2 separate regions of the Homo sapiens genome follow, and region 2 is linked to region 1. Evidence: chromatin contacts called from ENCODE Hi-C or POLR2A ChIA-PET data. All regions are on one chromosome and are shown on one strand. Each heading gives the region's core, a stretch centred on a gene start or an enhancer-like site at or near the end of the contact. The rest is flanking DNA. Distances are from core to core; before and after follow the strand shown. Region 1 overlaps VPS39 (VPS39 subunit of HOPS complex). Region 2 overlaps TMEM87A (transmembrane protein 87A).

The links. A loop is a pair of places that touch in the nucleus more often than their neighbours do. ChIA-PET counts read pairs that join two places held with the same protein, here RNA polymerase II (POLR2A). Pooled maps may share reads with other maps.
Region 2: a loop to region 1 is called in a map of IMR-90, with 2.2 times the contacts of the local background. The contact joins two enhancer-like sites. A Hi-C loop is called at or near these places in 4 of 168 maps with a recorded cell type or tissue (CD4-positive, alpha-beta T cell, IMR-90, OCI-LY7 and 1 more) and 7 of 50 pooled maps. POLR2A ChIA-PET finds 5 or more read pairs at or near these places in 1 of 52 experiments (GM12878).

The regions. Positions count from the first base shown.
Region 1 is chr15:42,180,588-42,187,680 of GRCh38, reverse strand. VPS39 (VPS39 subunit of HOPS complex) reads left to right here. Exons shown (of 25, transcript NM_015289.5): 7 at 318-410; 8 at 2,981-3,164. Among named protein-coding and RNA genes, the nearest start is that of MIR627, 16 kb to the left of the region's middle. Within about 2 kb of position 3,265, at least 2 of the 41 ENCODE cell types and tissues checked have a DNase peak (open chromatin) inside an H3K27ac peak, as active enhancers do.
Region 2 is chr15:42,215,953-42,223,045 of GRCh38, reverse strand. TMEM87A (transmembrane protein 87A) reads left to right here. Exons shown (of 20, transcript NM_015497.5): 16 at 2,911-2,984; 17 at 3,404-3,465; 18 at 4,668-4,723; 19 at 5,213-5,243. All of the region lies in intron 2 of VPS39-DT (VPS39 divergent transcript), which reads right to left. Among named protein-coding and RNA genes, the nearest start is that of VPS39-DT, 11 kb to the right of the region's middle. Within about 2 kb of position 3,850, at least 2 of the 41 ENCODE cell types and tissues checked have a DNase peak (open chromatin) inside an H3K27ac peak, as active enhancers do.

The sequences.
Region 1 (7,093 bases), core at 2,016-4,515:
AGTCTTGTCATTCTACGCAAATGAATACTCTGGTATGAAGTGCATGAGAGCTTGTTGATGCCTACTTGTAATATGATTCTACAGTGTTTTTATAGATTGGTTTATTTCAAAGTGGGTTTTCACCTTTTCCAAATGTACTTTGTCCAGTTCATGGACTTGTATTTTTATTAAGGGTAGTTTCCTGGCCTTGTGCCTGTAGAATTGTGCCCGATGAGGGTGAGGGTTGTTTTGCAGAATGGAGGTTGCAGAATAACAGGAAAGTCATGATTTTTTAAAAAAATATTTATTTCATTCAGATCCTTGCTCTCTTTTTTCAGGGGGACTTTAGTGTGCCAGATGTGCCCAAGTCCATGGCGTGGTGTGAAAATTCTATCTGTGTGGGTTTCAAGAGAGACTACTACCTAATAAGGGTAAAATCTTATTATTTTGCAAATATCATTAGTTTATCTTGGGGAAGATGATTATCTGCTCCAAACTCCAGGTCAAGCGACCACTTTAAGTAGAGCTTTTGGCATAACAGGATTTGTTATTTGTATGTGTAGTTATCATTCATGCTCAGCATTTTTCACAAATAGGATATCTTTGTAACTTAAGTCAGTCCAAGAGTCAACGCTCAGTTCTTTACGTAATGATGATCCACAGTGTGTATTTTACTATTGGGACAGATAATGAAGGCTGTTTGCCTCTGTCCAGTGGATCATCATGGACTGCTATCCTAAGGCTTCAGTGCTTAGGAATTTTAAACTAATTTTAGTATAAACTTAAGTATTTTTAAGACTTTGAGTTTCCTCTCCTGCCGTCAAATCTTTTTGTATGTTTGTACTAAAAGTGATTCTCACTATTTTTTTAAATTTCAAAAGCCACGTGTTTTTACACGTGTTTATTACAGAAAATATAGATAAGGAGATAAAGGAAGTGCAAATCAACCATAGTCCCCCCACTCAGAAATAGTCACTGCCAACTTCTTGGTATATGAACTTCCATCCTATTGGTAAAAATACTATGCTATACAATTGTTTTATGACCTGTGTTTTCTCTTAACGTAAGTTGTAAATATCCATGACGTTGTTTTTCTCCAATATGCATACTATATGTAGAAAAGATTGACACACTGTTCGTTTCATTGAATAATCTAAATCTCTTAGCTTCACACCCCTTGTAATTCAGACATGGCAATTCTAGAAGCCTCTCTCTCTACCTTCCACTGGGTGAGCTCTTCATTGGTTATTTTATTTTATTTGAGACAGGGTACCCCTCTGTCACCCAGGCGGGAGTGCAGTGGCAGGATCTTGGCTCACTGCAGCCTCCGTCTCCTGGGCTCAAGCAGTCCTCCCACCTCAGCCTCCCAGGTAGCCCAGATGCCTACCACCATGCTCAGCTAATTTTTGTATTTTTTTTTTTTTTGTATTTTTGTAGAGATGGGGTCACAATATGTTGCATAGGCTGGTCTTAAACTCCTGGGCTCAAGCAGCCCTCCTGCCTCAGCCTCCCAAAGTGCTGAGATTACAGCCACCATGCCTGGCCCCATTGTTATCTTGTTAATATATTTGTTCCATCTTTGTGTCATTTGAATATCCTGATTTTATCAGCATCAGAGTTGCAGACTCCTGGAGGAGTCACTGCTGTGCCACTGACTCAATAGCAAGTAGGCCTACAGATGGTGAGAGAGCGCACAAGGAATAAGGGAACTGAGCAAAAGCTGGACTTAAGGCTCTCAGTTCTCTGACTGCCTTGGATGCTGACATCACCTTCAGGGTGGGAAACCTTGCTTTAGGACCAGGCTATTCAGAAATTACTTATTTACATACAGTAAAATTTATTCTTTTTGGTGTACAGTTCTGTGTTTTGACAAATGCTTAGATTTATGTGACTAATGCCACAATCGAGATTCACAACACTACCATCACCCCCCAAAATTCCCTCATATTGAAGTCAGCCTCTCCTTCTGTTCCTAGACCTCTGGTAACCACTCATCTGTTCTTCATCTCCTATAGCTTTGCCTTTTCCAGAATGTCATATAAATTGAATGACACAATATGTAGGCTTTTGAGTCTGGCTTCTTTCACTTAGCAGAATGCACTGGAGATTTATCCATGTTGTTGTGTGTGTTAATAGTTTATTCTTTCTCATGGCTGAATAGTAGTCTATGGCAAGGTGTTTGTTTATCCATTCATCAGTTGATGGACAAAGTTGATTTTGGCCAGGCGCGGTGGCTCACACCTTTAATCCCAGCACTTTGGGAGGCCGTGGCGGGTGGATCACGAGGTCAGGAGATTGAGACCATCCTGGCTAACACGGTGAAACCCCATCTCTACTAAAAATACAAAAAAAAAAATTAGCCTGGCGTGGTGGCACACGCCTGTAGTTCCAGCTACTCAGGAGGCTGAGGCAGGAGGATTGTTTGAACCCAGGAGGCGGAGGTTGCAGTGAGCTGAGATTGTGCCACTGCACTCCAGCCTGGGCGACAGAGCAAGACTGTCTCCAAAAAAAAAAAAAAAAAAAGTTGTTTTCAATTTTTAGCAATTTTGAATAAGCATCTAAGACATTTGCATACAAGCGTTTGTGTAAACATACATTGGCATTCCTGGGCAAATGCCTGGGAATGGGATTGCTGGGGCATATGGTAAGTGTATCTTTAAGGGGCATATGGCAAGTGTATCTTAAACTTTGTAAGAAACCAACAAACAAAACAGCTGCACCATTTTGCATTCCCACCAGCAGTGAATGTGAGTTCTAGTTGCTCTGCATTCTTGCCAGCACCTGGCATTGTCAGTTGCCAGGCTAGATGCTTTCCTTTGCATTAGAGAACGGGTTTTACATTGTGATAACAACGGTTATTATAATAAACTCTGTAACATTTTCTTATGTCAAACAAGGAATATTATTGGCTTCTCTAGGTTTCGGGTTCTATCTGGATTTTTCCTGTGTTCTTACCTCTGGCTGGGGAATGCTAGGTGACTCACTCTGTTTCTTCCTATAGGTGGATGGAAAGGGGTCCATCAAAGAGCTCTTTCCAACAGGAAAACAGCTGGAGCCCTTAGTTGCACCTCTGGCAGATGGAAAAGTGGCTGTGGGCCAGGATGATCTCACCGTGGTACTCAATGAGGAAGGGATCTGCACACAGAAATGTGCCCTGAACTGGACGGACATACCAGTGGCCATGGGTGAGACCAACAGTAGCTGCTGTTTCCCACTTTGGGTTGAGGTTGTGTGCCATTCCTGCAGAACGGAGTCCCATTCGTAGCTTTAGCAGACTGGTTTACGTTGTGTCATTCACTTTCAGTTCCCCTTCTTATAAGTAGATGACATTTTAGGGTCATTAAAAATGGGATAGTCTAGTTCTTGCAAGAAGCTGAGTTTTACTCCAGAGGGGGAAAACATATAAACAGAAATGTTTATTTTAGGAAGTGATTATCTACTGCTATCTTTTACTTCTTAGTTTTTTTCTTCCTCCTTTTTTTAAGAGTTTTGATTGTGTCCTCTGCCAAATAGACTACATTTGGAAATTAGTGGAAATTCCTTGTGTATTCCTATAGTATGAGTAATTCCATATTGAAGGGTTTTTGATATAGTAATTCCATGTTGAAGGGTTTTTCTATTGTTGCTTTTTTTTTTTTTTTTTTTTTGTAGCTTAGAGGCACAGACAACATTTAGGTGATTTTGGTGTCAGCCTCTATTCTACGCATTAGGTGCTTCTGTTCTTATGCTTGCTTCAGGTTCCCAGCTCTCCACAATGGAATTGCCTGGAAGCATATAACCACTCTTGCCCCATTTTATTTTCAGTCGGAAGAGTGAGCATTACTAAAATAGTTACTGCTGTGAAGTGGGACGTACTGACATGCTTTCTGTCTTTAAAGACCCCTGTCTCTGGAGACAAGGGTTACAGTCTTGGATAAAGAGACAAAACAAGGCACTGCTTAAGGTGTTAAATTGGATGAGTTAAAATTCAGTAGTTCAGAGAAAGGGAAGTTTGTTGTTTAATTAGGAAGAAGTTTCATTACATAGGTAAGACTGAACTATGGACTAGGTCAGGCAGGGAGTTTGGAACCTGGCTTGAAGAAAAATTTCCATTCAATCTAGGCAGAAAGCCCAATAAATGAGTAGAAGTCCAAAGAAAGACATGCCGATTTGGGAGAGGGTATTACAGAGCCTGACTTGATACAGGTGGTCTGAATTACAGAGCAGTGAAATAGGGCCAGTTGGTAGATGTCCGTGAGAAGGTCTGGGAGGCCAGTAGATTCCTGAATGGTAGAATGTCTTGATAAAAGCATCATGTTCTGGCCGGGCACAGTGGCTCACGCCTGTAATCCTAGCACTTTGGGAGGCTGAGGCAGGCAGATTGCCTAAGCTCAGGAGTTCACAATCAGCCTGGGCAACATGGTGAAACCCCGTCTCAAACACGAAAAAAAAAAAAAACTAGCTGAGTGTGGCAGTGTGTGCCTGTGGTCCCAGCTACTTGGGAAGTTGAGGCAGGAGAACTGCTTGAAGGGAGGGGGAAGTTGCGGTGAGCCGAGATTGTGCCACTGCACTCCAGCGTGGGTGACAGAGCAAGACTCCCGCCTCAAAAAAAAAAACAAAAAACACATCATGTTCTAGGGTGATTGTTCTGGTTGTGGTTAGAGATAAGTAGACTAGAAGGAAGAGAAATCAAAAGGTCAGTATTTTAAAAGGCCCAGGATTATGGATAGTCACAAGTTTGAGGGGCTTATGGAGCTTTATGAGAGGCTTTCCCGATGTTCTAGGCGACCTTGTTTTCCCTTCAGAAGAGGAACTTTGGTAGATGAGTTTAAGAGGCATGTAAAAGTCAAGCGTGTTTCTGATTTCCCAGGATGAGAGTTCCTGTCTTCCAACCTTCGTTAGTGCCTGGGGCCTTCATCAGTGCTTCTCAAAACCATGTCTGTGTCTTACTGCTGAAGAAAGTTTTGAGGCACTTGCCCTGTGAGGTCTCCTTTGACCCACAGGCAGGATTAGTCACTTCTTGGTGCTTCCCTAACCCTTTCAGGTATCTCTGTCACAGCAACTTGTCACACGTGAGCGATCTGTCTCCTCTGTTCCTGTAGGAGCTCTGTGAGGTCTGGATGCATGTCTTGATCCACTTTGAGTCCTTACTACATAGTACAGTGCCTGAAACATCAGAGCGTGTAAGAAAATGCTTGCTGAATAATTGCATCATTATCCTGGTCAGTCATTATTTATATGCCTGCTGTACACCAGCCAGTCTCCCAACTTTTGGAGATATAAAGAGATCCAGACCATCTCTATTGTCAACAAAAGATATGACAACCAAAGGGGTTTCTGTTATAGATTACCTTTTTAATTAAATGAGAACGTATTCAAGTGGGACAGATTTTAAAAGGAGAAAGAAATTTTACATATGTTATACAAGTTAGCACTAAAGAAAATTGTACTAACTTTTCAAAATGAGGCCAGCATAAAAATAAAATAAAAAATTCAATATAAAACAATATGCTTTTAATTTCATTTTTCTGGTAAGATGAAAAATATCAGTATAATAGCAGTAGCGTTCAAAATGATAGAAATATAACTTAGTTCTCAAGTTACTCATTTCTGAGTTCCCTCATAGCTTTGAAATTTTATTGTACTATTCATTGATAGTATAAATTGCAAATATAATAGGAAAAACTTTTTATCAGAAAATGGATAATTAAACTAGTGCAGCGACTCATGCCTGTAATCCCAGCACATTGGGAGGCTGAGGCAGGAGGACTGCTTGAGCCCAGGAGTTTGAGACCAGCCTGGGCAACATAGTGAGACCCTGTCTCTACAAAAAATACATTTAAGAAATTAGCTGGGCATCGTGCTGTACGCATATATTCCCAGGACTTGGGTGGCTGAGGTGGGAGGATTGCTTGAGCCTGGGAGATGGAGGCGGCAGTAAGCCGTGATCACACCACTCACTGCATTCCAGCCGGGCCTATAGAGAGAGACTCTGTCTCAAAAAAAAAAAAGGATAATTAGAAATATTAGCAAATTAGACACACTAAGAAATTATTTTTATGAATATATATTTTGAAGTTAAATTTCTATGTGGTAATTATGCATCTAGTGGTTTGCTTTTTACTAATTTTTTTACTTTTAAAAACATTTTTATTTTTAAATGTAAAAAACACATAACATACAATTTACCACCTGAACCATTTTTAAGTGTACAGTTAAGTGGTATTACGTATGTTAACATTGTGGTACAATAGATCTTCAGAACTTTTTTATGTTGCAAAACTGAAACTCTATACCCATTAACAACTCCTCAGTTCTTCTCCCTCCAGTCCCTGAAGCCACCATTCTCCTTTCTGCTTCTATGAATTTGACATCTTCTAGATACCTCATATAAGGGAAATCATACAGTATTTGTCTTTCTGTGACTGCCTTGTTTAATTTAGCATAATGTCCTCAAGGTTCATGCCTTCCTTTTTAAGGCTGAACCTTAAAAAGGTAATATATATTCCACTTAAAAAGGTAATAAAATAATTACTTAAAAAAGTAATAATATTCCACTGTGTGTATATACCACATTTTGTTTATCCATCCGTTCGTGGATACTTGGGTTACTTTCACCATTGGCTGCTGTGAATAATGCTGCTACGAACATGTGTGTGCAAATATCTCCTTGAAATCCTGATTTTCAACTGTTTTGAATATGTACCCAGAAATGAGATTCCTGGACCATATGGTGATTCTATTTTTAATTTTCTGAGGAACCACCATACTGTTTTCCATAGCGGCCGCACCATTTTACAGTCCCACCAACAGTGCGCAAGGGTTCCAATTTTTCCATATTCTTGTCAACACTTGTTATTTTCATTTTTTTAATAGTAGCCATCCTAAAGGCGTATGAGGTGATATCTCACTGTAGTTCTTTACGGATTCTTGATATAGCACAGAATATAGTCATAGAAAATATTTCTATTATCTCTAAGTTAGTGAAATTATGTTTCATATAGTATACAAACAATAAATTTATCTTACAGTTCAGTGTAAGGTAAAGCAGATCCTTATTCAGTCTTGTTCTGAGATTTGTGTTTTTAAAGATATGTTTTGTGTTGCTTATTTTCTAAATTCCCTCCATTTATGT
Region 2 (7,093 bases), core at 2,601-5,100, 35 kb before region 1:
ATTTTCTGCCAGTTAATAATCTTATGATTTTTATGCTGTTTTTAATCATACAAAATCTCAGAAATATGGAGTAGTTTTTCCCTTCAAGGATTGTACATTTTGCATCTTATTTTGACAAATTCTTATCTAGCCTAAGGTGATTTCAAAAAATTATTCTCTAATGACTTTTTAAAAATTTCACAATCAGGCCGGGCGCTATGGCTCATGCCTGTAATCCCAGCACTTTGGGAGGCTGAGGCGGGTGGACAACCTGAGGTCAGGAGTTCGAGACCAGCCGGACCAACATGATGAAACCTCATCTCTACTAAAAATAACAACAATTAGCCAGGCGTGGTGGCAGGCGCCTGTCATCCCAGCTACTTGGGAGGCTGAGACAGCAGAATTGCTTGAACCCGGGAGGCGGAGGTTGCAGCGAGCTGAGATCATGCCGTTGCACTCCAGCCTGGGCAACAAGAGAGAAACTCTGTCTCAAAAAAAAAAAAAATCACAATCAAGATGTTCATCCACCAAGAATTACTTGATTCTAGGCTCTCTACTCTCTTCTGTTCTGCTCCTGCATCAGTAGCACACTGTCTGAATTACCCTAGGCTTCTGATAAACTGTGGTATCTGGAGGGCCTGAACCCCTAATCATATTTATAAGTGCAGGCTCAGCTGCATACTACCTGGCTCTTTTAAAAATAGCCTTTGGGCCAGGCACCGTGGTTCATGCCTATAATCCCAGCACTTTGGGAGGCTGAAGCGGACAGATCACCTGAGGTCAGGAGTTCGAGACCAGTTTGACCAACTAGAAAAACCCCGTCTCTACTAAAAATACCAAATTAGTTGGGCATGATGGCACATGCCTGTAATCCCAGCTATTTGGGAGACTGAGGCAGGAGTGCTTGAACCCCAGGAGGGGGAGGTTGCTGTGAGCTGAGATCGCGCCATTGCACTCCAGTCTGGACAACGAGTGAAACTCTTTCTCAAAAAAAACAACCAAAAAAACATTTGGCCAGGCGTGATGGCTCACACCTGTCATTCCAGCACTTTGGGAGGTCTGGCCGGGAGGATTGCTTGAGCCCAGGAGTTTGAGACCAGCCCTGGCAATATAGCAAGATCCCATTTCTACAAAAAAAATTGTTTTAGGTTAGCTGGGCATGGTAGTGCATGCCTGTAATCCCAGCTACTTGGGAGGCTGAGGTGGGAGGATCACTTGAACCTGGGATGTCGAGGCTGCAGTGAGCCGTGGTCATACCACTGCACTGCAGCCTGGACAACAGAGCAAGACCCTGTCTCAAAAAAATTTTTTAAAAGCCTTTGGTGTTGAATTTTTGCCCTTTATTTTTAAAATTTTTTTATTTTAGATGGGGTCTTGCTATGTTGCCTAGGCTAGACTCAAACTTCTGGGCTCAAGGGATCCTCCTACCTCAGCCTCCTCAGTAGCTGAGACTACTGGTACATGTCACTACACCCAGCTTTTGTTTTTTAATAAAAATTTTAGATTGCTTAATTCTAGGAAAACCTATTAAGATTTTGATTGGAACTTAATTGAATTAATAAATTAGGGAGATTATATATATATTTTTGATAATTCCTTGAGTATGGCATCTCTCCATTTTTTAGTCTTTGAATTACGTTTTGTAACTTCTGATTTAAATTTGTGACTCTTACGAATGCAACTTTTAAAAATATATACAGCTTTTCCAAATATGTAGGAATGCTGTTGCCTTTTCCTCTGTCTCTCTCTCTCTCTGTCTCTCTCTCTCTGTCTCTCTCTCTCTCTCTCTCTCTCTGTCTCTGTCTCTCCTTTCTTTTCTTGACGGAGTCTCGCTGTGTCGCCCAGGCTGGAGTGCAGTGGTGCAATCTTGGCTCACTGCAACTTCTGTTCCCCGGGGTCAAGGGATTCTCATCAGTTGATGGACAAAGTTGTTTTCGGCCAGGCGCGGTGGCTCACACCTTTAATCCCAGCACTTTGGGAGGCCGTGGCGGGCGGCTGAGGCAGGCGGATCACCTGAGGCTGTCTCAGCCTCCCAAGTAGCTGGAATTACAGGCGTGCACCTCCACGCCCAGCTAATTTTTGTATTTTTAATAAAAAAATGCAAAAAATTGGCCAGGCATCGTGGCGGGCGCCTGTACTCCCAGCTATTCGGGAAGCTGAGGCAGGAGAATGGTGTGAACCCGGGAGGCGGAGCTTGCAGTGAGGTGAGATCATGCCACTGCACTCCAGCCTGGGCGACAGAGCGAGACTCCGTCTCAAAAAATAAATAAATAAATAAATAATAAAACAAATAAATAAAAGCTAAAGCATTCTAGGAATTACATGTCTGGGAGCTGCTTTGCTGAATCTCTTGGAAGTTGTTAAGGAAAGGCATCTGAGATATACCAGATCAGACCTTCATCTTCTGAGCTTCCCACTTGTAAACTGAAATTAAATTACCTGGAATAGGCCTCCCTTCTCTTAACTCCCAATTTGAAGGCTGCGATTTTAAATTAGATGAGAATTTACTTAACTCTATTTGATACATATCCTTATGAATGAACATTTGTTGACTGTCTACTGAATGTGACAGGTATTGTTCTAAGCACTTTATTTGTAACGACTTACTTTTACAAAACACCCCTATGAGTAATGTTCTATTGTCCCCTTATTTACAGTTGAGGAAACTGGGTACAGAGAGATTAAGTAACTAGTCTGATGTCACAGGTAGTATTCAGCTGAGCCTGCACTCATAAATATGATACTGTCCTGCTTCTCCCTTGCTAATATAGGCAATAAAGAGCTTTCTGAAGGGGAAGAAATATTATTATTAAACTGATTTAATGAATTACTATAATTGCAGTTTCAATAATTAGTTTTGTAAAATGCAACTGGTATAGCAGTTTTTGAAGTTTTCTAATTTTTTCCTTCTGTTCACTTTGGTTCTGTTAGGTTTGCCTTTTCACCATTGTCTGAGGAAGAGGAGGAGGATGAACAAAAGGAGCCTATGCTGAAAGAAAGCTTTGGTAATAATAAAATTCACCTCTTATTAGTACTTTAAATATTATTTTTCTGTAAGTACATTGTTTATTATTTTATAACTGTGTTGTTCCTATATTTGGTGTGGGATGAAGTCAGGGTTAAGAAAATAAGGGTGTGAATCTTAAGATGAAGGCATGGTAAATTCAGTAAGTAATTGCACATTAAGTATCCATTTTACTTGCTAGAAGTGAGCTAAAAATTTTGCTTTGAACTTCCCAGCTTACATATAAAGATGGAGAAGCATCTGTTGTATACTTCACAAGTATTAGGAAGCTTAAAATAAAACTATGATAAGTAACTTTGGGGCTTTTAATTTAAAAAAAGAAAAAGTTCTGAATCCGTTTTGCCAACATTGTTGGTCTGTTCACAAAGTTAAACAGTGTATATTTATTTTCTTCTACAGAAGGAATGAAAATGAGAAGTACCAAACAAGAACCCAATGGAAATAGTAAAGTTAACAAAGCAGTAAGTATGACTTTTCCATTTGTCTTTGTTCTTTGTCCCATCTTCCAACCCTTAGTAGAACTACTAGAAGAAAACAGGAGGAAAATTCTGTGACATTGGTCTTGGCAATGATTTTTTTTTGTATATGACCCCAAAAGCACAGGGAACAAAGCAAAAATAGAGAAGTGAGAGTACATCAAACTATAAAGCTTCTGCCCAGCAAAGGAAACAATTAACGAAGTGAAAAGACAACCTACAGAGTGGGAGAAAACATTTGCAAACATTGCATCTGTTAAGGGGTTAATACCCAATTTATATAAGGAACTCAGTAGCAAGAAAACGAATAGCCCAGTTTAAAAATGGGCAATGGACCTGAATATACATTTCTTAACATAACACCTACAAATGGCCAACAAGTATATGAAAAAATTTTTATCATTACTAATCCTCAGGGAAATGCAAATGAAAACCACAGTGAGATAACACCTCACACCTGTTTGAATGGCATTTATCAAAATGAAGAAATAACAAGTGTTGGCAAGGACATGGAAAAAAGGGAACCCTTGTACTCTGTTGATAGGAATGTGAGTTAGTATAGCCATTATGGAAAATAGTATGGAGCTTCCTCAAAATTAAAAATAGAACTACCTTATGATCCAGGATTCATGTCACTGGGTATATACCTAAAGGAAATGAAATCAGTATGTTAAAGAGATACTTGCACTGTCATGTTCATTGCAGCATTAATCACAGTAGCCAAGATACAGAATCAACCTGCATGTCCATCAGTAGATGAATGGATAAGGAAAATGTGTATTTTGATATACAATGGAATACTATTTAGATTCAGAAGAGAAGGAAATCTTGTCATTCGCAACAGCGTGAAGAAGCCTGGAAGATACTATGTTAAGCAAAATAAGCCAGGCACAGAAAGACAAATACCACATGATCTCACTTACGTCGAATCTAAAAAAGTTGAATTCCTAGAAGCAGAGGGTTGAGTGCTGGTTACCAGGGGCTATGGGAGAACTGGGGAGATGTTGGTCAAAGGGATTTTTAAAAATGTTTTTAAAAATTAAAATATTTGACTTTTCTGTCAGCAGTCCCATTTGTGAATGTATGACTACAGAATTATGAAAGACAAGTTTTAAGACCTTCATGTCCTTACTTGAGATGTATTATGTGGTGCATTTTAGTAATGAGTGGTATTTGTATGTTCCCAGCAGGAAGATGATTTGAAGTGGGTAGAAGAGAATGTTCCTTCTTCTGTGACAGATGTGTAAGTTTTTGAATGATTACCACAAGAATCCTATTTCAAAGTTAGTACTACTTTGTTATTATTTTAAATGAGCAAGTTATACTCATGAAAATACAAGATACTGAAAAATAATTAAAAGAATAGGAATAATCCGCAAACAAAATTAATTGGGTTTATTCATTCAGATGACATTTCTGCTTAGAAAGATTTAGCTATGTAGTATATCTTAAAATGAATGGGATACTCCTTTTGAAATTTTTAGTTCCTTTCCAGGGCTATAATTTTAATGAAACATTGGTCCTGTTGCATTGCAAAATACGTTTTTTTTCTATACAATTTCTGTAACTGTTGCTTATTGTATTTGCTGTTTATTTTTCCTAAAAGGGCCATTAATAAAATGCAAATCTTAGATAATTATAAAGCTTTTAATTGCATTATTCCATTGTCTTTTATGAACCATTTATGGCTTTATTTTACATTGTTCAATTTAGTATTTCTCTCTCTTTGCAGAGCACTTCCAGCCCTTCTGGATTCAGATGAGGTTGGTACTCAATTCACGTGCATAAATTATGTATATGGTGACTAAATAGAAAGTCATGAATCGTCTGTTCATGGAGATTCTCTTTATTTGACTCAGTAGTGGCCTGAAAACTATAGTTTATATAGTTGAAAAGGATAAGAATAGAAATACTAATAGAGTTCAAACATTCAAGAATCTTCCTTTCTTTGCATCTGTCTATACATGTTTCACCTTTCAAAGTTATATGGTCAGACTTCAGAATGTTTTTGTTTAAATTGGGTAGTAAATACAGTACTCTCCACCATCTAGTTCTTTTGTCTGTAAGAAATGCAAATTTAACTCTAATCTAATATTGGCAAAAATAATAAGGAAAAATATTGAGAAAGGAATATAGTAGACCAAAACAAAATCTAAATTGTTACCTACTATTTAATAATATTTTTGTCACTACCTTCTTCAGATAGTAAGGATTATAATTAGTACCTCTAATATTTATGTTTTTAATCTTTTAGTTTGCCTCCATACAGTTAATCTAGAAGGCTTCACATGAAGTCTTATGTTAGGATTGTGGGCCAGGTATAGTGGCTCATGCCTGTAATCCCAGCACTTTGGGAGGCCTAGGCAGGAGGATCAGTTGAGGTCAGGAGCTTGAGACCAGCCTGGGCAACGTGGTGAAACCCCATCTCTACAAAACATACAAAAATTAGCCGGAGATGGTGGCATACACCTGTAGTCTCAGCTACTTGGGAGGTGAAGTGGGAGGATCACTTGAGCCCTGGAGGCAGAGGTTGCAGTGAGCTGAGATTACGCCACTCCAGCCTGGGCAAAAGAGTGAGACCCCATCTCAAAAAAAAAAAAAAAAGAAAAGAAAAAGAATTGTGGCCTGAGTTCATGGAAACTAGTTCTGGATATGTTCTGAATATTAGGTCATTTTAGAGTTTTTGTTTGTTTGTTTTTGTTTTGTTTTTTTTCAGGAAGCCTTTTGGAAGCATTTTGTCTGATTCTGATTCATTGTGTTGAATTGGCTGCTAAAAATGTTTTGTTCATTTCCCACTGACATGATCTTTGACACAGCATGTACAGTATCAAATTCCTTAGCTGTTCTATGTGTTGAAATAATTGAGAACTCTACCATTCAGATTTGAACCTATCTACATAACACTTTGCTTTCTGTGGTATATTCTGCTGTTCCCACATCTCCCTCTTGAGGTCTTCCTCTGCTAATTATTTGCCTTTAAGGCTTCCCTTGTACTTCAGCTCTCCATGAGCTGCTATAAGCAGAGAAGGCTGATTAATTGAAACCTGATTGTGCCCTTCATGGGAATGCAAGTTTGCTATAGTAATTTGGTGGCACTGAGTTCAGCCATCTGTTCATATTTTCCTCTGTGAAAACACTGTGCAAGATTTTCCAGGTATACATAAGGCTTTTTTGTGGTAAGAAAACATAACAATGAGATCTACTCTCTTAACTCCTTTAGTGTACGTTACAGTATTATTACGTATAAGCACAATGTTGTACAGCAGATCTCTAGAACATTTTCATCTCATTTAAATGAAATTTTATACCTGTTGAATAGCAACTCTTGCTTTCCCCCTCCCTCAGCGCCTGGCATCCATCATTCTATTTCTGCCTTTGAGTTCTATTTTAGATAACTCATATAAGTGGAATCATGCAGCATTTGTCCCCCTGTGGCTTGCTTATTTCACTTAGCATAATGTCTTCAAGATTTATCTAAGTTGTAGCACATGTCAGAATTTCCTTCCTTTTTAAGGTTGACAAGTGTTCCATTGTATATATGTAACATGTTATCTTCATCCATTTATCTGTCAGTGGACACGGGTTATTTCCATACCTTGGCTGTTGTGAATAA